Linked DNA regions of Homo sapiens: region 1 is linked to region 2. A link is a loop called in an ENCODE intact Hi-C map of the cell type or tissue named here. Cell type or tissue: heart right ventricle. All regions are shown on one strand. Links, peaks and the distances in the headings refer to the core of each region. The heading gives the core; the rest is flanking DNA. Region 1 overlaps MACROD1 (mono-ADP ribosylhydrolase 1). Region 2 overlaps MACROD1 (mono-ADP ribosylhydrolase 1).

Region 1 (11,264 bases), core at 2,070-10,069, 64 kb before region 2:
TGTGGGGCACAGGGCCGCGCTCACACCACTGCCCACCCAGACAGCTCCCCTCCCGGGTATCCCTCCGATGCTGCAAGGGGAGGCCGGGGTGGAATAACCAGATTAGCCTAAGTGGCTCCTCTTGTTTCCTGGCGTAATTGGATTGAGGCCATGTTTCGGTGCAGCTGCATTTAATATTGTAATTCTGCAGCCGTTCAGCCCCCTGAGAGCAGCTGCTGAACGCAGACGGGCCAGGGACTGGGAGGGGAGGCAGGCCTGCAGGCAGGGGTCCAGGCTGGAGAAGAGGCCAGGGCAGGGGTCTCATGCCTGGGACCTGTGCTGAGAGCACACCTGCCCACCTCCCTTCTGGAGGGCACGTCCTACTGGGCATGGGCATGGCCAGTTCTTTCTGCATCTCTGGGGCGGGCACAGAGCTGGGCACAAGGAGGGTTGAGGTTGAGAGGAAGGAAAGGAGTGCTGCCTGCAGCCCCAAGCCGGCAGGTGCGCAGGGCAGTGTGACTGTGAAAGGGAAGGCCATTCCCAGAGCTGCTGTACCTCCCTGTGCCCGATGCCTGGGCCTTGGGCACGGGGAGAGCGTCTGGGACCCCCGCTGAGGAGGAGGCAGGGGAAAGGAGGCCAGGCTGAGCACGGGCCCATCAGGGCTTAGCTGGCTGCAGGCCACAGTCCCCAGAGGGTCTAAGGGCCTAAACATATCTGCTGTTGCCACCAATCAGGGGGCCCTGGGCTCCTGAAGCCCACCCATAGCCAAAGGAGACTCCTTGCCCAAATGTCCGAGCGGCGGCCGGAGGCCCAGCCAGGGCCCAGTCCAGCCACGGGCTGGGGACTCCTCCCTCGGCAATGCAGTGAGGGGTAGTGACCCCCTGAGACCTGTTTGAATGCTGATGCTCCCAGACAACAAGGGGGCACGGCAGGTGGGGGTGTGCCAGCATGTGCCTCTGAGCGTCCATCTATGAGTTCTGTTCGTGTGTGCCCGTCAGTCTGTGTCTAGGTGGAATGTGTGCACATGTGCACTGGGAGTGAGGGACCCCCCCTGCCCCGCCCCTCACCTTCCCACATGCGGCCTGCAGCCTAGTCTGTCTCCACAAATGCCCATCAGTACCTGGGTCCTGAGGCAAGGCTGATGGGTCTTTAAAAACCAAGAAGCTTGGGGGGAAAATCCGAGGACGGGGCACAGCTGGGGAGGGACAGAGGGCAGGGCAGCCCCGTGACAGGGGCCCCCAATTCCCAGACATTGCTTCTGGAAGCACAGCCCCTGAGAGATGGTGCTGGCCTCCCTGACCCCCTGGATGCAAACATTTCCAGCTGGCCGCCTGGGGTACCTGTTGGGCAAATGAATCACTGGGTCCCTGTGGCTGGTGCCTTTCCAGGTAGCTCCTCCTGGAGGCTCAGACCCAGTTCTGAAGACCTCAGCTGCAGAACAGTTTCTCCATCATCAGGGAGAAGGGGTTCAGGCCTACCCGAGGCTGGACTGAGGTGGAGGGCACTGGGCTGAGGCCTGTGGGGTCTGGGGTCTGTGGACCCCCCTACCCTGCCCTATCTCCCTCCCTCCCATCTACTCCCCACAGCTCAAGGGCCTAGCGACAGCTCCCATCCGTCACTCAGCCCTATTTTTAGGAGGTGATAACCCAGCTGTGAAAATTCTCTCCGTGCTGATCCCTTCCACATGAAGAAGTCTTAGCCCCAAGCCGATGAGTAAGTGTGGCAGCTTGGGAAGGCAAGGGATGGAGGCAGGAAGAGGCTTGCAGGAGGACCGGGGGGCTGCTCACGCAGTAGGAGGGACGGGAGCCCAGAGCCTGGGTCCCACCTTAGCTAGCTCTGCCAACAACAACATGCTCATCGCAGTGTTGTCCTGGATCAAACCTCCGGCTCCTGAAAACATGGAGGACCAACCTCTTTCTGAGCTGTGTGTTCTTAGGCGATTTCGTCTCTCTCTGTGCCTCAGCTTCCTCCTCTGGAAAATGGAGATAATGATAGTATCTGTCCAATAAGGCTGTTGTGAGGATGACTAAGTTCTCTGGCCGAGAACTTAGAGAAGCAACTATGTCTCCAGACCCCAGTGCCAGCACAGGGCCCGGCACAGATGAGACATCATCCGTCCATCCATCCATTCGTCCGTCCGTCCATCCATCCGTCCATCCATCCATCCAGTACAGTTGACCACCTGTGATGTGCCAAGCACTGCTGTGGGCACTGGAGACAATCACGGTCTCCAGGCTGCTCTGGGCACCAGGGAGACTCCAGACCTGTCCCTGTCCCTAACCCCAAGTCAGAGCATGGCATGTGGGGTCTTTTGACCCATGCAGTGGAGGGTCATGGGGGCACCTGGTGAGGGCTGGAGGGTCTTGCTAAGGAAGCAGGACCCTGCATGGTGAGATGGAGGGGCAGGAGCACAGCAAGGGAAGGGTGATGTGTTGGGAGCTGGGAAGGTCGCTGGGGTCAGGGCAGGGGCAGGTGACTGGCAGGGCCAGCCTGTGCTTGAGGGAGAGGCCTCTGGCTGCAGGCTGGATCCACCAGGAGGCTGTGGGAAGGAGGGATTGAGAGAGCGACTTGGAACCAGGGCTTCCTTCACCCCAGCCTGAGGTAGCAGCATGCCAAGAAGACAGGGCCAGGCCGGGCACAGTGGCCCACGCCTGCAATCCCAACACTTTGGGAAGCCGAGGCGGGTGGATCACTTGAGGTCAGGAGTTTGAGACCAGCCTGACCAACATGGTGAAACCCCGTCTCTACTAAAAAAGTACAAAATTAGCTGGGCATGGTGGCTCAAGTCTATAACTCCAGCTACTTGGGAGGCTGAGGCAGGAGAATCCCTTGAACCTGGGAGGTGGAGGTTGCAGTGAGCTGAGATTGTGCCACTGCGCTCCAGCCTGGGCAAGAAGAGCGCAACTCCATCTCAAAAAAAAGAAGCAGCAGCAGCCAGGGCCAGATTCGGGGTCCCCCTTCTTCTCAGCCAGAGCTGTGTAGGTTGTCACTCCATATCAGGATGGAATGGGACAAGGATCTGGCTGCTGAGGGAAGGAGGGCAGCAGGCCAGATCATCCCTCCACCTCTGCCTGTTCCCTCGGTTTGAGCCCAGCTGGGGCCCTGCCACCTACTAGCTGGGCAGCTTTGGGGAAGTTATTTAGCCTCTCTGAGCTTCGGTTGCTTCCATCTGTAAAATGGAAACAATATTGGATTGCAATGAAGAAATGATGGGTATAAAGTGTCAAGCTTGGGATAGTGCCCAGGGAACGGTTTAGACCCAGAAAGATGACTTCTGTCTAAACAGGGTGATGGGATGTCACCTGGAGGGAGGGGCCAAGGGCCAGCCAGGCAGGTCCCAGCCTATCTAGACATGGTCCAGGAGTCCCTGAGAGGCTGGAGCTGGCATGTGGATCAGAATGGTCCAGGCTCATGGCCTCAGACCCTCATGCGCTGCCCTGTGGGGTCAGCCTCACCAACCGTTTTCTCCAAGTGAGAGAAAGAGGCCCAGAGAGACCAAGGTGCTTCCTGAAGCCACAGTGGAGCCCAGGCCTTCCCCAAAGCCAGAACCCCCTGTCCGCACACAGGTGGCTAGGGTGGGGTCTTGAATTCCTGGACCTCCCTTTTCAACCTTAAGGAGAGGGGTACAGTGGTCAGGAGCCCAACTGATTTAATGGGAAGTGACCCCTTTTGCCCCAGGGTGGCATCTCCCTGACCCTGCAGGAGGCTCCCAGATGGAAAGGGGCATGTTCAGGATCCTGGAGTGAGGTCAGAGCTCACCAGGCAGGCCACAGGCTTCCCCACCCCAAGCCCCAGGAACTGGGGAGTGACTCCATTCAATAACCTGCTTGTTTCATGAGAAGCCTGGAGCCTGGTCACCCCTGGGCCTCTGGGGCAGCAGCTCAGGGACCCACAGGGCAGTTTGGTGGTATCTAGCTCCTGGGATAAAGGGGGTCCCACTACTTGGACATGCTGTAAGGGCACAGCCCCCCTTGGGGAAAGCCCAGTTCAGCAATGGGAGAAGGGCTGCCACGGAGGGCCTGCGGGGACATGGAGGTGACATCGGAATTGCTTCTCCACACGTTATTTGCTGCGTGACCTTAGGCCAGAAACTGAACCTCTCTGAGCTCTGTTCCTCATCTATAACATGACAGGTCCTCCCTCCCACGGCTGTTCCTAGGGTCACGTGGGATCCTGTGGGTGGACCACACCCCTGGAGCTCAGCACAGGAAGCTGCTATTAGAAACTGCAGAGGTGAGAGGGCAGTGGTTGGGAAATCCTCCCAGAGCGGGACCTTGCAGAATGCATAGGAGCTCGGCAGCTAGGAAAGGTGGGGAAACCTTCCTCATGAGCCTCACACCTGAGAAAGAGGAAAGAACCCCACGAACTGCATTCTGGGGCCTTGGGGGAAGCCCTCCTTTCTCTCTGCCTCGGTTTCCCCATCATAAAAGGAGACCATTGCCCTGAGCCAGCTTCATGTCTACTTGTGACATTCTAGATGACTCTTTCTTTGAGAGGAGGCAAGGCCAGAATGGGGAGGGGGTATTCCCCCCACCCCCATCCCCAGCTGGCCGGGCTGACAGTGGCCCTGGAGCAGACATGCTGGGGACTCAGGGCCTGGCCAGACGCCTCTGCCTTGTGCCTGGGCCTCCAAAGCACCCTGGGGGCTCAGGGCCCCAGCCTCCCTCCCTGACCTTCAGCCCAACCAACCCTTCAACCCCAGAGCCCCTAAGTGGCTGGGCTGGATCCGGGTCCCCAACTGCATCTCTGGCCCTGCAAGGCTCTGGGGGCTGTGGGCCCCCCTCCCCAACACAGGGCTGGATGCGGCTGCTGGGTTTCTCAGTGGGAAGCTCCAGTGTTTACCCTGCCGAGGCCCAGCTTTTACTCCCCAAGGAGTGTGTTTGGGAGGCGAGAACCCACGCGCACGCACACTCTCGCATGCCATCTGATGTGCCAGACCTCACAGGCTCCCGGCCCAGACGTACATGTGCACCCCCAGCGCTGGCTCTGGCCTGCACCTGCCGTACCTGGGCCAGGCCAGTGGCCTCAGCACGGCAGGCAACTGGCACTAATTTTGAATTAGTTAAGTTAATTAGTAAGTGCCACAGAGGACCTCAGCTAATCCTTCCACCAACCTCCAGTTTCATGCTGTCCACCTGACAGGTGCCCAAACTAAGGCTCAAGGGAGTTAAGAGTAGAAGCCAGAAGTTGCAAGTGGGGTTCAAAGACAGGTCTCTGGGACCCCCAAGTCTGGTCTGGGCTGCCTCAGAGCAAAGCCAGGATGGGCATGGGGGAGTGGGAGTCTGCTGGGGGCACAGGACACTGGTTAAGTGACAGCCGGTTGATCACAGCCAGCTCCATCAGCACAGAGCGGGTACCCAGAAGTATCTCTGAAGAAACCGATGGCCGGATGAGGGGGTAAACTTAGGCAGAAGCAGGCAGCCCTGGGAGTCTGTGCCTGGTGCCCCGTGGCCCTCAGAAACCCACGGTGGGGGTCCCTGGCCCCCTCCGCAGCCTCTTTGCATGTGTCTGGGCACCCTGGAGCAGGGACAAGTGGCTCTGTGCCGTCAGGAGCTGGGCCTGCTGGCTCTGCCTCTGGCTGCCTGTGGGTGGGTCCCGACCCCTCTCTGGGCTGCAGGACCCTTCAGAAGACAGGGCAGTTAGAACAGATCAGAGGGTTCCACTTTGGGGAAGGTCACCTTGAGAACCTGACTCTTTTGAGAAAAAATAAAGCCCCTGCTCCACACGTAGGTTTATGTGGGATTCGGGGTTCACAGACCCTCAGACGCTCTGGTTGGGGACCACTGAGCCACATGCAGGGTGGAGCTGCAACACAAAGCAAGACAGAGATCAACCCCAGATTCCAAAAGCAGTTGCTTCTTAATGTATTTCTAGTGCTTTAAGACATTAACTCCTCTAATCCCCAGAACAGCCCTATAACCAGGGCATGGGGAGAACAGCCCTATAACCAGGGCATGGGGGCGAGGGGGCTTTGTTATCCCCATCTGATGTTTGTGGAGACCAAGGCCCCAGCAAACATGGCCAAGGCCACACGTCAGGATGCAGCGCAGCTGCTATGTTATTAGTTTCTGTGGCGGGTTCACGGGTGCCTGGTTTATCATCATGCTCGTAACTTATGGAATGCCACATGTACGTTTCATATTTATCCAATGTTATGTAATTATTATTTTTTTTTTTTTAAATGAGCCGGATCAGCTGACCTTCTAATTTTGGCTTCTGGGATTCCTGCATTGCTGGCTTCCACGGCCTCTGCCAGAGGCAACCCCCAAAGGCTCGCCCTGGTGCAGCCACAGGCTGCTACAGTTCTGGGGCCTGGCTCTCCAGGGCCGGCATCACCCCTGTACCCATCTGTGGGTTGGGTGCAGAACCAGCCCCTCCATCCCACAGCAGCTGAGGATGAAGCAGACCCTGCTCCCGACCCCCAAGTCCCCCCAGGCCCAGCCACAGCTCCCACTCACTCCCACCCCTGGCTGCCAGCCGGGGCAGGCCCCAGCGGTTATGAGTTCAGCAGTCGATTCGATTCGGGCTCACATCATCTTGTCTGCCGGGAGGATTTAGTGCGCGCGGCGGTCAATAGTGCGTTTGTTTTGCTATCGACCTGCTGGAGCGGCTCAGGAGCCAGCCCGTTCCCCTCGGCAGCTGAGGCCTCTCCAGACTGCAGAGCCGGGACCTAGAAGTGTCACTGGGCAGATTAGGGGTTGCTTCTTGAGGCGCCCTCCCAGGGCTCTCGCCACTACTGCCCACGGCCCACAGCCTGGCCTGGGTGAGTCTCGATGCCCCTTAAAGATCCATCCCTACCCCTTGGCCTTTAGGCCCCACAGGCCCTGAGGAGGATGGGGCAGGCCAGTCTCCTGCCATCTGTGACTCTAGGGCCTCCTGCTTGACAAAGGGCCTTGGTCTCATGACCACCCCATAACCACCAAGCTGGGGGGCTCTGTGGTTCCCACTTCACAAATGGGGAAACAGGTCTGGAGAGGTGATACGACAGAACCTGTAGTGGGAAGAGCGGTCATTTGGGGAAGGAAACTAAGGGGCAAGGTTTCCCACCCTGCCCAGAGTGGGCCCCTGGTCTGGGATGGGCCCCAGGGTGACTCCTGGGCGAGCTGGCCAAGGGGACAATGCTCTCCTTGGCCTCAGCCCAGCCCCAGCCCTGGCCATACCAGTTAAGGGGAAGGGTAGACACTGGGTCTCCATCCGTGAGTTTCATTCATTCATTCAACAAACATTGCTAGAGAGCTGCTCTGTGCTGGGCCCAGAGATTGAGACCGCAGGTCTGGGATCCCAGCTGGAATCAGGGAGCACCTGAGTACCCCACACAGGCCTGTGCTGGGTGGGAACCCTGTGGGTTCCCTGAGAGAGAGAGGTACCTGACAGGGTCTTAGGGAGGAAGGCTGGGAGGGTGGTTTGCAGCTGGGGGAAACCAGGGGCCTTAGAGGAGGTTATTTTGAGGGGGCTCTGGGGAAGGATGAGTAGAATTTTGACAACAAAGGCAAAAAGCCACCCCAGGTGGAGGTCCCAACAGAGACAAAGGCCTGGTGTCCCCAACAGGTGCACAGAGAAGAATAAAGAGATGAGTATGGCCGCTCTGTGAACTGTGGAGGTCTGAGGATTGAATAGTCAAACCCTTCAGAGCCTGGAATAAAGACAGCCCCTCCTTGGTCTACTTAACCAACCCCTAGAAGATGTGGACCCATGGGTACCCCTTCCCCAAGTGTCCCAGAGGGGGGCCCCATTCATTCCTCCTTCCTCCTCTCCCCTCTTCCAAAACGAGAAAGAGCAAAAAACTATTATTGTTCACGCCTCGTCTCCCACCAGTTATTAAATTTCATTCCACGAACAAATAAATCCATTTTTATTGCAGCGGGAGGAGCAGGCAGCTGTTTTGCTGTTTTACCTTTTTTATTTTTCAAAGTCCTGTTAAATCTGCCCCGATCAGCTGGGAGGCCCCTGAGGCCCCAGCCCGAGTGTTAGTTATGGTGCTTTCTCCTCCTCTGGGAAGGGGGCCCCTCCGGGGGAGAGGGGAGGGTGAGGCTGGATCCCACCTGACTTGCTTCGAGTTCTCGAGCTCTGCTCTCGGGCAGCCTTCCCATGGCCTGCATTCCTGCAAGGAGGGTCCGAAAGCTTCCCACCAGCTCCTATTTGTTTGGCGTTTTATCCCTTGCAGTCCCTCCCGGAGGCCTCTCCTGGAGAGGCGTGGCCGGCTCTATTTTATAGGAGAGAAAGCTCAAGCTCAGAAGGGCCAGGAGGATCATTGGAATTCTCAGTCACAGCTCCGAGGCCCCCAGGGAACATGAGGAGGCTCCGATTCCTTCCCCAAGGCTGGGCTGAGGACTGGCAGCCCAGGTAGGGCTCTGATCAGTAGACTCAGACACCCCACTTGGTGCAGCAGGGATTCACCTCACATCTCTGTCGCCCAACCAGCTGTGTGACCCTGAGCACACGACCTGGTCTCTCCGGGCCTCAGTTTCCACATCTATGTAAGGGGTATAATAGTGATAACAGCATCCATCTCTCATGCTGCCCTGAGGATTAAGAGGCTGCAGGGAGTGCTTAGCACAGAGCCTGGTCTGGCGGACACCTCTCACCATCCCCGCCTGTCCCCCAGCTTCCTGGCCCCCTGCTCTGCCCCCTGCAGAGGGACATTGATCCCACTGGGCGCGAGTCGGGCTCAGGGTGACATGTGCCTTCTCAGTTGAGGTCTGGGAGGGGCGCCCAAGATAAATCCTCATCGTGGCTATTTTTTCTCTCTGAACCATTTGCTAAAGACTTAATGACTGTCGATAAGAAGCCTGTTGCGTCTGCTGCGTCTGCAGTGGCCGGCAGCGTGCGGAGGTTTCCTGGCGAAGCATTTAGGTGACACAGCTGCCGGGGCCGGGCCCGGGGGTGTCACCAGCCCCACCACCGCCTGCTCTGCCTGTGCCCCTGCAGGGAAGCCATGGAGGGGCTGCCTCCCCATGCCCAGGATGGGGTCAGGCCACTGCAGGAGGCATCAGCAGCCCTGGCCCCCTCCACACCTGGCCCCACAGCTAGGGGCACCACACGGGCAGGGAGAGCCCCTCCCTCCCCACAAAGGCTTCCTGTGGCTGTGCTTGCCCTTCCCCTACCCCAGAGCCAGAGGCTAAAGGGGACCAGACTGGCCAGCAGCTTGTCCTTGGGGAGTGGGCTCCAAGACCCCCAGGGTCCCTGAGCCAGATGGCAGGGAGAAGGTCTGGCTCCTGGGGCTTTGGGCCAGAGAGAGACCCCCATCCTCTGGCAGCCTCCTGTGCCCCCCAGGCTCTTCGGCTGACAGCCGTGCCTCATCCAGGCCTGGCAGCACCTTCCCCTGCGGTTCAGAGCTGTCTCCGGTGTCAGGTAGAACTGCGGATCCAGGTGAAGGCGCCCACCTCGGGCCCCCGGCCGCGCGCAGTGGCCCTCCTGCTCTGCTCCCCGCACCTCTCCCTCGACCCCTGCAATCGAAGGTTGGGAGAAGTGCTGGACACCGTCACCCTCACACCCCTAACTGGTTCTCCAGGGCTCCTTCTCCTGCCCCCATCCTGCCCCACCCCCACCTGCCACTGCCCCCGGAGGAATCCCTCTTCTTTTCTGTCCCAAGCTGATTAGTGAGTGGCACTATCAGGATAGGCAGCTCTAGATAATGTTCCCAGTGCTGTCTGTTGGCACCTGGGCCACTCTGGGGTGGGGGTTCACACGGATGCCCATTTCCCGCCAAGTCCCCACACTTCTGTGAACCTCCGGGGAAGGCCGAGGCTCACTCAACCAGGCTGGGAGGGCTGCTCAGTGACACAGGCCCACAAAGGATGGGGGAGCATGCCCATGGGGGTGCTCCCAGGTTCTGAGCCCATTATCTGGGCTCCCAGGCTAGCAGCTGTCCCAGCTGCAGCTTCTCTGCCCTCAGCTGGGAGAGACAGACACGTGAGATCAGGACCCTTGGTGCAGGCTGGAGGGGGTAGAGACAAAAGCCCCTCTGCACATGGAACCCTATCTATTCTGCCTGGGCTTCCCTGGCTTCAGTTTATCTGCCAATCAAATGGGAATGCGGGGCTCTGTAAGAGTAATCGGCAGTAAATATGTGCAAGGGAGACAACCATCGTTATCCTAGGACCTCATGTTTGTGGAGGGCTCCAATCTGTGCCAGCCCTTACCGTGCCCAGACTCTTTTATTCCTTGCTAGCAGCTGGTGAGGTCAATGCAGTAGATACCTCCATTTTACAGCTACTAGGGCATGCGGGCAGCTGGGCCTGAGCCTGCCAGGGCCTGGTAGGCATCACTGTCCCCAAAGGCGGAAGAGTGGGACAGGCGGGTGCTGGGTGGGGTTGGGGTGGCCTTGCCACCAGCTCCCCAATGCCTGGGACTGAAGGGGTTTCTGACACCGCGTGGAGGTGCCACATCACCTGAACAGAAGGCAGAACCGTTGCCAACACTCCCGAAGCGTGAGTCCTGCCAATTTGAACGCCATATCTTAATGCCATTAATTTACATTTTGATTCAACTTTCTTAATTTTACTTCAACTTCGCCCGGCTCCGGTTTGAGAATCATTTTAATGTATTTATCTGTGAGGCAATTTGTTAAATAACCCCCAAGACCGGCGGTTTTCCGTTCTGAGCTTTTATTGCAAGGCTGTTTTAAATTAAATTAGTTGTCAGGGTCCCTGAGTGCATTGTAACGGGGATGGGTTCACCGCCAGCCCCCTCCTAAAAGCCGAGCGAACCGCTGGCTAAATGGACAGCAGCAGGAAGTGGGCCGCTCAGCTCCTCCCCCAACCCCCTCATCACCCATTTCAGGAGTGTGGGGGTGGCACAGCCGCCCCTCAGTCAGGGAAAACAAACAGCTCTGGGGCCACCCCCAGTTCACAAGCTGGGGGTGGCAGCCTGCGGTGCCTCGCGAGGGGCGTGTCCGCAATCACTGCAGGCAGGGCAGCTCCAGGCACCCCAGCCCTCCAGCTGCCTGCTTGGGGACCCTGTGTGTGCACCGGAGGCCACGGGCATGTTGGTGCGTCACCCACCTAGGGACAGGAGGGAGACAAGCCTGGGTCCTGGTCCCTGCTTTGGGTCCCTGAGCCCCAGGGGGAGGGGCTGGGGAGTTGGGGAGGTGCCGTCTGTCCCCGTCCCCGACCTATCTCCTCCCTTCTGTTATCTGAGCTGGGCGTCTGTGCTGGCTGTCACCTGGGCCGGGGGCATGATTTGTGAGCTGAAAGGCTCAGGTATTGAATCTATATTTCATTTTCACGTCAGCAGCTGCTATTTTGCCCGATAATGGATTCCCCCCTCACCATCCTCCGGGAGAG
Region 2 (11,264 bases), core at 1,870-9,869:
GGCATCAGGAAGGCTTCTAGAAGGAGGTGGTGCCTCCTCTGCAATCTGAGGGATGCGTAGGCATGAGCCCAGCGAAGAGTGCTGGGAAGGGTGTCCCGGGCAGAGGGAACAGCGCAGGCAAAGGCCTGGAAGTGGAGGAGAGGGAGGCTCTGACACAGGAATGACTGGAGCCCAGCCAAGAGGTGGGGAGATGGGAGATGGCCCAGGATCCCAGACAGCCTGTGAGGAGCGAGATCTTTAGCCATTCAGTTCAGGAAGATAAAGGATCACAAAGGGGGTGGGCCTTTCTGTCCCACATCAGCTCATCGAGTCTCTTCTGCCCACCACCCTGCCAGGGTTCTTGTCTCACTCAGGGCCTAGGCCAAGTTCCTTAGCATGGCCCGTTAGGTCCCCAGTCACCTCTCACAGTCACCTCCGCACTGCCACCCTCTCCACTTTGCTCCGGCCACCCTGGCCTCCCTGGACAGGCCCCGCCCACTCCTGCCTCCGGGCCTTTGCCCTGGCAGTTCCTTCTGCCTGCAATGCCCTTGCTCCAGTTGTCCACGCGGCTGCTCCGTTCACTCCGACAGGCCTTGACTTGAATACCATCTCTCAGGGGGGTCCACCCTGGCCCCTAGCTGAAATTGCAGCTGCCTCCCCTGCCCCATGCTGGCACTCCCCCGGCCCCCACCCTGCTGTGGTTTTAACTTTTCTGAGCACCTGTCTCCTTCTAATGTGCTGTATAATTTACTTACATATTGTGTTCCTTGTCTTCTACCCCCTGAAAATGAAAGACTGTATCTGGGGCTGGCACTTATAATAAGTGCTCAGTAAATGTTTGTAATCCCAGCCTATAATCCTAGCACTTTGGGAGGCCGAGGCAGGAGGATTGCTTGAGCCCAGGAATTTGAGACCAGCCTGGGGAACATAGTAAGACCCCATCTCTACAAAAAAAAATCAACTAACCATGCTAGCATGTGTGCCTGTAGTCATAGCTTGGGAGGCTGAGGTAGGAGGATCACTTGAGCCCGGGCGGTTAAGGCTGCAGTGAGCCATGATTGCGCCACTGCCCTCCAGCCAGGGTGACAGAGTTAGACCCTGTCTCAAAAAACAAGGAACAAGGGGCCGGGCATGGTGGCTCATGCCTGTAATCCCAGCACTTTGGGAGGCCAAGGCAGGTGGATCACCTCAGGTCAAGAGTTCGAGACCAGCCTGGCCAACATGGTGAAACCCTGTCTCTACTAAAAATATAAAAATTAAGGCCAGGAGCGGTGGCTCACACCTGTAATTCCAGTTCTTTGGGAGGCTGAAGTGGGCAGATCACGAGGTCAGGAGTTCAAGACAAGCCTAGCCAACATGGTGAAGCCCCGTCTCTACTAAAAATACAAAAATTAGCTGGGCATGGTGGTACACACCTGTAATCCCAGCTACTCAGAAGGCTGAGGCAGGAGAATTGCTTGAACCCCATAGGCAGGGGCTGCAGTGAGCCAAGATCACACCACTGCACTCCAGCTTGGGTAACACAGCGAGACCCTGTCTCAAAAAAAAAAAAAGTTTATTGAATGAATGAACTACAGGTAAAGGTGGAGATGACCCTACACATTAAGCAACGGACTTACCCAAGGGCAGCTGGTGGAAACCAAAGATGTTTTGGCAAATCCAGGAGTGGCTCACAGATGGCCTGTGACCTCACTCTAGGAAGTGGAGGGGCCCTGCCCTGGCCACTCAGAGGCATGGCAGAGGTCTCTCTGGTTCTCCTTCCAGCATTTAGGGGTGCGGAGCGGCTGGCACAGGCCTCTCACACAACCTGACTGATGGAGAGATGGACGGGGCGGGTGCCCCTGGAGGAAGTGGGCCCGGAGTCCAACCTTTTAACATGGGCTGAGATTTATGGAGCCGCCGCCAGCACTTGCTGGGACTGTCACTCTGCTAATGTGATTGGAACACAGTGGAGGTGGTGGGGAGGGGGCTGTGGTAGGGACGATGCTGGGGCTGGAATGGAGCCCAGCCTGGTCCCCGGAGGTGCTCTGCCCTCCCCTATACCCCTGCTCCTCCCACCATCCTTTGAGTTCATCCAGTCCTAATCGCCTACCTGCCCAAGTTAGACCCCATCTGACTCTGCCCAGACACACCCATCTTCCCGTGGGGTCCCTGGACATCCCTCCTACAGGAGTTCAGGCCTCTACCCGCGCCCCTCCCATGACCAGCCACCCATTGTTCGAACACGCACAAGGGCCATCCTGCCTGCCCTGGCCACTCTGCCCAGAACCCTGATGCACTGCCCTGCTCCATGTCTTCGTCCCGCAGCCCTGATTCCCTGCTTGCGTTTTGTGTTTGTTCTTCATTGCCTGCCTCCCCACCGGAATGGACTCCCCCGAGGGCAGGGTTATGGGAGATTCTGAGCTCCTAGAAGAGCTTCCTGCTTTGAAGTAAATAATTAACATCTGTGGTGCAGTGAGTGGCACCCTCTGTGTGCCCTGGGAGCCAGGGACACAGCTCTCAGTCTGGCACCCACATCCCATCCCCTCACCCTGGGGACTGCCAGTCTGCCAGTCCCTCAATGGAGAGGGGCAGCAGGCAACACCCTGGCCAACACCCCAATCAGCATCCTAGCCAACAGCCCAACCAACATGCCAGCCAACACCCCAACAACATGCCAGCCAACACCCCAACCAGCATGCCAGCCAACACCCCAAACAATACACCAGCAAACACCCCAACCAACACCCCAACCAACACCCCAGCCAACACGCCAGCCAACACCCCAACAAATACCCCAACCAACATGCCAACCAGCATCCTAACACCCCAACCAACTCGTGCCAACCAATATGCCAGCCAACACCCCAACCAACATGCCAACCAACACCCCAGCCAACACTTCAACACCCCAACCAACATGCCAGCCAACACGCCAGCCAACATCCCAACCAACACCTCAACCAACACACCAGCCAACATCCCAACCAACACCCCAACCAACACATGCCAACCAACATGCCAGCCAACACCCCAACCAACATGCCAGCCAACACCCTGGCCAACACCCCAACCAACATGCCAGCCAACACCCCAAACAATACACCAGCAAACACCCCAACCAACACTCCAGCCAACATGCAAGCCAACACCCCAACCAATACCCCAACCAACATGCCAGCCAACATCCCAAACACCCCAACCAACTCGTGCCAACCAATATGCCAGCCAACACCCCAACCAACATGCCAACCAACACCCCAACCAACATGCCAGCCAACATGCCAGCCAACACCCCAACCAACACACCAGCCAGCACCCCAACTAACACCCCAAACAACACTCCAACCAACACCCCAGCCAACACCTCAAGCAACATGGCAGCCAACACCCCAATCAACATGCCAGCCAACATCCCAACCAACACATGCCAACCAACATGCCAGCCAACGCCCCAACCAACACACCAACCAACACCCCAACCAACACCCCAGCCAACACCCCAACCAACATGCCAGCCAGCACCCCAACCAACACCCCAACATGTCAGCCAACATCTCAACCAACACTCCAGCCAACACCCCGGTCAACACCCCAGCCAACATCCCAGCCAACACTCCAACCAACACTCCAACCAACACCCCAACCAACACCCCAAACAACATACCAGCCAACACTCCAACACCCCAACATGCCAGCCAACACCCCAACCAACATGCCAGCCAGCACCCCAACCAACACCCCAGCTAACACTCTGGGCAACACCCCAACCAATATGCCAACCAACACCCCAGCCAACACACCAACCAACACCCCAGGCAACACTTCAACCAACACCCCAACCAACCCCCCAACCAACACCCCAGCCAACCCCCCAACCAACACCCCAACCAACACCCTGGGCAACACCCCAGCCAACACCCCAGCCAACACCCCAACCAACAACCCAGCCAACACCCCAACCAACACCCCAACCAATACCCCAGGCAACAACCCAACCAACATCCCAGCCAACACCCCGGCCAACACCCTGGTGTGGGTAGTGGCGTGGAGTTCCTGCCAGGAGGGGCCGGCGCAACTGGGGCTCAGAAGATGGGGCTGGGACTGGCCTGCAGGGCTTTGGGGCCCGAGCCCACTGTTTTTACGGCAAATGTGCGGTGATTTAGAGCAGAAGAGGGCTGCAGTCTCAGGGGAGCAGAGAAGGGAGTCTCCCGGGCACCCCCAATGCAGTGAGAGCCCCCAGGGGCTGCTGGGGCTAAAGGGACTTAACCTGGAGGGCACAGGACTCCTGTGCCTGCCTCACTCTGGGCCTGGACCCCCACCCACCACACCCTGGGGCCGAACTAGATGGTGCTGGCAATGCAGTGAGTCCTGGGGAAGTCCCCCTACTCCCTTACTACCCATTCTTCCCTGGAGCTCTCTCTGAGTTGAGGGAGCTATGCCAAATGCTGGGACTCAGGGCTTGGCTCTGCCTTCAGGGAGACCCAGTTTGGTAGGAGGCTTCCCAGCAGAGGGAGCATTTGACTTGGGTCCCGAAGGCTAAATAGGAGTTCTGCAGGTAGAGCAGGATGGACGGGCCCCCCAGGGGGAAGGCCTGTGTCTGCTTCAGGAAGGCTTGATGGGCTTGGGGCAGCTGCCAGCCTTCCCGACAGACCCTTTGGCCTGGTGTCTGCCAGGCCCCCTCCTCTCTCCCACCTCCCTCCTGGAAAGCTTTTACTGGCTCAATAAAAACATTTTTTAAAACACTCTCCTATTGTATGGTAAGAAGGGAGGCAGGTCCTAAATCAGGATGGGAATCGACAGAGCCCTGACGCCCGTGTCTCTCCTGTTTATTAGGACTGAAATGTTTACTCGGAGATAAGGAGCCGGCTTTCTCGGGGAGATTTGTGCGCTCTTTTTCAATTACCCCTCGTCTTTCTCTGCCACTTTTGCACTAAAGGGATAATAAATGTATCCGAGCGTTTCAATTATTCATCTAAATCATGACTGCGCCTGCCACGGCCAAGCTTTAGTGACAGATTAATTCAGGGCCGCCTTCCTCTGGCTGCGTGGCCGCCATCTCTACTCCGGCCTGGCCAGCGCCCCAAAGGGTCAGCTCCTGGCATGGGTGGGAGGGAGTCAGGCAGGTCCCTGGCAGGCGGGCAGGAGAGGATGGAACCCCATCCCCAACCTCCCCACATTCTGTCTGGGGCCTTCCTGAGGTTAGCGACCCCGCTCAAACTGCAGGAGCCGAGCCTGCCTGTGTGGGTGCAGCTGCCCCTGCCCCCATGCCGTCGGCCCTGAGCACCTCTGCACCCTGTGCTGGCAGGGCAAGCCCGTGTGTGTGTCTCCTACACCGCCCAAGAGAAGCTAGGGTGGCTGGGCTTCCCTCACTGTCTTCCCCTAGCACCGGGCCTTTGCACATGCTGCTCCCGGGCCCGAGCGCTCCTCTGCCCTCCTGTCGCAACCCTCCCGCCTAGTTTCACCTTCCCATGTCAGGGCAGCCCCTCCGACACCCCCTCCACTGCTGCATTTAGTGAAGGTCTGCCAGGTGGACAACACTCCCTGTCCCGCGCCCGCACCCTAACCCTGGGCGCCTCTCCCCAGGCCCCACCGCAGACTCCCTCACCTGCTCAGAAGCCGCCACCCAGGGCCGGTCCCTCCTCACACACATGCTGGGACCCTGGGGGCCAGCCGAGCGCTCTCCCCCACAACCCTGCCTCTCTCCCTCACCTCTTTCTCTTGCCACCTCCCTCTCTCCCTCGTTTTCTCCATTTCTCCCTCCACGCTTTGCCTCTCCCTGGCTCCCTCTCCCTTCTCCTGTCGTTCTTTCTCTCTGGCTCTGGCTGGTTCTCTGTTCGTAGACCCGCAGGCCCGGGAGGATTCGCCCAGGCCTCTAAGTATTCAGCGCTCGACTCCTGCCCGGCTCACAAGCGCTCCGCGCCCTGCTCTGGCGCTATCTCCCATCGCCCGGCCGCTGCTAATCCGTGATTGCTTCCCGCGGCCGCTAGGAAAAGGCTCAGCTCCGGCCGCTCCGATTAGCCGTGGCCTTGCTCTGCGAGCAGATAAACGTGACCTCCGTGGCCTGTGGCCAGCCTCGGCCCTCTGGAGGCGGGGCTGTGTGCGGCCCTCCCCTCCCCAGCAGGGCTGAGCTCAGAAGCAGCAGGCAGCCGGAAGGGCTGGGCAGTCCCCGCACCTGTCCCTGTGCCAGTCTGGTGGGTGTTGTGTGTGCAGGGTGGGCGTGCCGGGACCCTCTGGCGTGGGGCTGTCTGGCAAAGGGCGAGGGGGGAGGGGGCTGTGCTTCAGCATAGAAGGGAAGGGCGTGTCCAGAAGAGGGAACAGAAGAGGGTCCAGAGGCCGAACCAGAACACGTCCCTTCACTGATGGAAACTTCCCACCGCGCTCGAATCAATTCCCAATTGCTCGACTCCTCGCACCTCCCGGGAGGTCCTGTAGAGGCAGCGCTCCCTCCCAGCCTCACCCGCCGGCCTGTTCCTGCCACAGGGCTCTGCCCTTCCTGAGCTCTCCGCCCGGACTCTCATCCCGGACTCTCCTCCCCATCTCCTTCCAAAGCCAGTTCTTTCTCATTACTCAGGGCTCTGCTCCAATGCCACCTCCTCGGAGGGGCCACCTCATCCTCTGAACGGCGCCCATCCCTCCCTCCTTCCTCGGGGCCAGCTCCATTTTCCCCTTCTCCTTTTTCACCACGCCCACAACTTAGAGCCGCGTGTCCCGTCCCTAGAACTGCTGCGGCCACAGGACTCCTGGCCCTTGCATAGGGCTGGCACGTGGCACGTCGCCCCCGAGCCCTCGTACGCATTTTTTGAATGGTAGAGTTTGGAACCAGTAGGAGGGGCGCGGGAGGCAGTGAATTCATCTGAGAGGGAGGCTGCAGGGAGCCCCAGAGAGTCCAGGAAAGCTTTGTTGGAGTTGAGGATTTTATTCCATGTACTCTTGGGAGCCATGGGAGGTTTTATGACAGGGGATGCGTGCCCTTCCCCAAGGAAAGGCCCCCAGGCCTTCCTGCCACCCCTGCCTGACCCCAGTTGATGATGGTGCCAACGGCAGCCAGGCATTCTCAGTACTTACGACATGGCCACCAGCACCCTTTGAACCTCTCCCTGAAGAATCTCATACACCCTCACCCCGCCCTATGGGAGGCATCATTAGCGTCTCCATTTTGCAGGTGGAGAAACTGAGGCACTAAGTCCCTGGAGCTGAACCTCACTTCCCGCCCCACCCCGCAGCTGGCCCCTGTGTAAGAGGGAGGCTGGGACTTGGGGCCCCTGTCCCGTGGCCACAACTTTGACCAGGCAGGGCTGTGGAGCTCCTGCTCTGTCCCCAGCAGGCACGATGCCACCAAGCCCCGGCATGCAGCTGCCACAGGGATTTTTAATAACGGGAGTGATTTTTGCATGATGAATGAGGCACTGCCGTTGTGTACATAATGAAGCCCTAATGTTTTCAAATCCCCATTTAAGGAGCTGATCTCACCCCGTAATGAATTTCAGATCTCATCACAGAACTGTCGTCCATCCATCTTCTCCCCCGGGCACCCACCCGCCTTGGCACCGAGAGGGTGGGGCCTGGTGAGGATGGGCTCTGCACCCTGCTGGGCTGAGCTCAAGCCTAGCACAGAGCCGGGGCTGGCTAGAGTTTGTTGATTGAATGGCCGACCAGGAGGGTGTGAGCAGAAGCAAAGATGGTTCCGGCAATGGGATATCGCTCAGGTCTTGGCCTAGTTGAATAGAAGCCAGAGGTGGAGAATGAGGAGTGGGCTGGGAGAGAAGAGAGCGCAAGACCCTTGGGTAGGTCACTTATCCGGTCTTTGTGGCTAAACCTTCCCTCTGCAGGGTTAGAAGCCTGGGGCAGCAAGTCAGATGTCTGCCCTTGACGCAGTTGGTACCCTCTCAGAGACTCAGTTTCCCCCATTTCCCCGGGAGCCTTGTCCCTTTCTGCCTTGGCATCTGGTATTTCTGTAGCCCTCCTCCAGAGAGGGAAACCAGCATGGGCTGCACCGAGGCTTGGCTGCCAATGCCCTCCAGGCTGTGCCCAGCCCGTCCAGGCGGGAGTGGTCCCTGGAGCCCAGACCCCTGGTCCTTCCTGGGCTGGAGGGGAGACACACCCCTCCCTCAAACCCCAGCTCACACCTCTGCCTCCCCAAGGCCCTCTGTCTCCAGCCCTCCTGCCTGCCTTCTCAGGGGCATCTCCACCCTGGCAGTGCAGCCAGTCCCTGGGGTACAAGGCCCCCAAAAGCATGACAGGGCAAAGGAATCCCCTGCCTGTGAAGTCCATGGCTGAGCCTCAGCCTCCCATCTGTAAAAAGGGGATCCTCCCATACAGCCCCCAAAAGCTCATTTCAGAGGCGTGAGGTTGAGCCAGAGAGGTATGAGACTCGGCACCTGAGAGGCAGGGCCAGACGCTGCAGTCACAGGGCAGCAGGCTGGACACCCAGCCAGCCCAGGCCCCACTCACCCCCACAACCTTGCCCAGGCCCCCCTTCCTGTTCACCTCCCTGCTCTTGGGGCCCACAGGAGTCTAGGAAGGTGGGGGCCAGGGGCAAGAGCTGCCCAGGCAAGGCCTTACACTTTGCTGTGTGGCTCTGGGAAAGTGGCTTTGCCTCTCTGAGCCTATCACTACTTCTGTACGATGAGGGTTAATAATGTGGGTCTTGGCCGGGCGCGGTGGCTCACGCCTATAATCCCAGCACTTTGGGAGGCCGAGGCGGGCGGATCACAAGGTCAGGAGTTCAAGACCAGCCTGGCCAACATGGCAAAACCCCACCTCTACTAAAAATACAAAAACTAGCCAGGCATCATGGCACACGCCTGTAATCCCAGCTACTCAGGAGGCTGAGGCAGGAGAATTGCTTGAACCCGGGAGGCGGAGGTTGCAGTGAGCTGAGATCATGCCATTGCACTCCAGCCTGGGCAACGAGCAAAAAACTGTCTCAATAAATAAATAAATAAATAAATAAAGTGGATCTTAGTTTCTGCTCCTCCTCTCACTGTGGGGCCTTGGACAGGTTGCTTAACCCCCCTGGCCCTCAGTCTCCCATCCCCCTTGACACCTTCCAGCATATCTCAGTGCTCCCCACCACTCTTTTTTCTTTTCTTTGAGATGGGGTCTTACTATGTTGTCCAGGCTGGTCTCGAACTCCTGAGCTCAAGTGACCCTCCCACCTCAGCCTCCCAAAGTGCTGAGATTACAGGCATGAGTCACCCCTCCCAGCCCCCACCAGTCTCTGGAGGCCAGAGCTCTGAGACTCAGAGAGGTTAAGTGACTTGCCCCAAACCACCAGCAATCTCGTGGCCAGGAATTCTGGGAAGAGAAATCCCAAAGAGGGCACAGCGTGGGCCAGCCCCACGGGATGGTAGGGGGAATGGGGGAGCAGAGAGAGACCAGGAGCAGGTCCAGGCCTGCGGGTTGGGGTGCCCTGCCCTCGGTAGGGGCACAGCTGCCCTCCTGGTCCTGTGGGCCACAGGCCTCCTTATGTTCCTGTAAATAATTAATTAGCCCCTGCCTGCTTGTTTGTTTAGCATGAGGAATGCTCCCCCACTGAGATGCATTTATTGCTGAATAAATTTAAATATCTAATCTTCCCTTCATGCATATTACAGCACCCTAAATAGCGGCCAACTCATCCTAAGCGCCTTGGCGGATGGCCCCACCGGAGCCTGCCTGCCTTCCGCCTCTGCTGGCTCTGAGGACTGCCCACTCCTGGTGCCCTCCACTGCCCCAGGAATGCCCAGGGCCATGGGCAATCACTCAGCCCAGCCCTCCTTCCTTCCACAACATCCTTCCATGGGAGGCGCACAGATGCTGGGCTGAATGCTGGCCGTGGAGGCTGGAAGGCAGGGCTTTACCACAGCAAAGCAGGGAGATGCCTAAGATGGGGCGGAGGGTCAAGGGCCGCTCAGAGGCCAGGGCTTGGGGCAGAAAGAGGTTCCTCCGGGCTCAGGCGAGGGCAGGCAGAGCCCCAGTGGCATTTGAGGAGCGGCCTGAGGAACGAGAGCCCACGAAGGAGACGGGAAGTCCCGCTGGATGGAGGGAGCCGTCAGCGCTGGGGGCAGCCAAACCGTCCAGAAAGACAGTGGCCTCAGAACACTGTGCAACAAGAGGCCACCAGGGCAGCCCCCCTGCTGGAAGGGGACGTGCTGATGTGGGGAGACACTGCCTCCCCAAGAGCGTGGACAGGGGGCCATTCAAACCAGTCAGCCAGAGTGGTTCAGGGCGAGGCCCTTTAGTGGTCCCAGAGGAAGCAGAGCCACTGAGGTTGGGAGCCCAACCTTCCAGCCGTGTGGGCAAGTTTTGCTCTCTGTGCCTCAGTTTCTTCTTCTATAAACAGGAAAAATAATAAGACAGCGGCTGTAAATCACCACGCAGGTGCTTACCCAACAAGAAGGCTGACAAAGGCCATGGGGGGTGAGTCATACCAGCTACTTAGGAGGCTTAGGCAGGGCAACATAGCAAGACCCTGTCTCAAAAAAACACAGGCTCACATCTGTAATCCCAGCACTTTGGGAGGCTGAGACGGGTGGATCACTTGAGGTCAGGAGTTCAAGACCAGCCTGGGCAACATGGTGAAACCCCATCTCTACTAAAAATACAAAAAATCAGCTGGGCATAGTGGTGCGCCCCTGTAAGCTCAGCTACTCGGGAGGCTGAGGCATAAGAATCACTTGAACCCAGGAGGCAGAGGTTGCAGTGAGCCAAGATTGCACCACTGCACTCCAGCCTGGATGATATAGTGAGACAGAGGGCTGATATGAAGGAGCCATATCAGGGGGAGTTTAACGGTAGAGGAGGGTGGAGGGAAGAAGGGGCTGCAGGGAGGAGGCAGAGGGGCCTTAGGGGCCATCTTCTGGCCACAGGTGGAGGAAGGCTTCATCTTTGACCTGATGGAGAAACATCTCAGGGGGGTCCCGCCACCCAAGTGGGCTCTGCCTCCCCAGGAAAGACCCCAGGTTTTCTGCTGACTTGGGGTGAGGGTTGAGCTGGAGCCTGGAGGTTTGTTTTGGTGGCTGAGGGCCCTGGAGAGGAGACTAAGGGTTGGTCAGCTCCTGTGAACTGGGAATACCCCACCTCCACCAGGTAGCCCCAGGGATCAGGGCTGCTGGTCTTTTCCAGCTGCCTTGGGGTGGGGTGGGAAGAGGGAAGAGGGAAGGAAGGGCATCTCCCCTGAATGGGACCCCAGGAAGCTTGAGTCTCTAGGACCTAGCTTAGCCCCAGGTAAGAGCCAGGACAGGGCCTGGAGGGCAGAGCTAAGGGGACTCTGGGAGTGTGTGTGGGAGGGGTCCTTTGGGCCTATGGCTAAGGAGAGCAGG

Evidence for each region. Peaks named below come from ENCODE experiments on the same cell type or tissue, not always from the same donor. Only the 100,000 strongest peaks of a DNase experiment are listed, where the experiment ranks them.
Region 1: it touches region 2 in a loop (6-fold over the local background); 3 of 110 quality-filtered maps call a loop at or near these places.

What each region holds. Positions count from the first base shown.
Region 1 is chr11:64,067,318-64,078,581 of GRCh38, reverse strand. All of the region lies in intron 3 of MACROD1 (mono-ADP ribosylhydrolase 1), which reads left to right. All of the region lies in intron 1 of FLRT1 (fibronectin leucine rich transmembrane protein 1), which reads right to left. Among named protein-coding and RNA genes, the nearest start is that of FLRT1, 37 kb to the right of the region's middle. RefSeq lists a silencer at 5,091-5,279 and an enhancer at 8,694-9,421. In heart right ventricle, for the core only: no CTCF peak of the experiment used is centred there; no DNase peak of the experiment used is centred there.
Region 2 is chr11:64,002,674-64,013,937 of GRCh38, reverse strand. The region is part of intron 4 of MACROD1 (mono-ADP ribosylhydrolase 1); the gene reads left to right. Among named protein-coding and RNA genes, the nearest start is that of OTUB1, 22 kb to the right of the region's middle. RefSeq lists an enhancer at 5,476-6,066. In heart right ventricle, for the core only: a CTCF peak has its summit at 5,945; a DNase peak (open chromatin) is centred at 6,017; H3K4me3 peaks cover 1,219 bases; H3K27ac peaks cover 1,192 bases.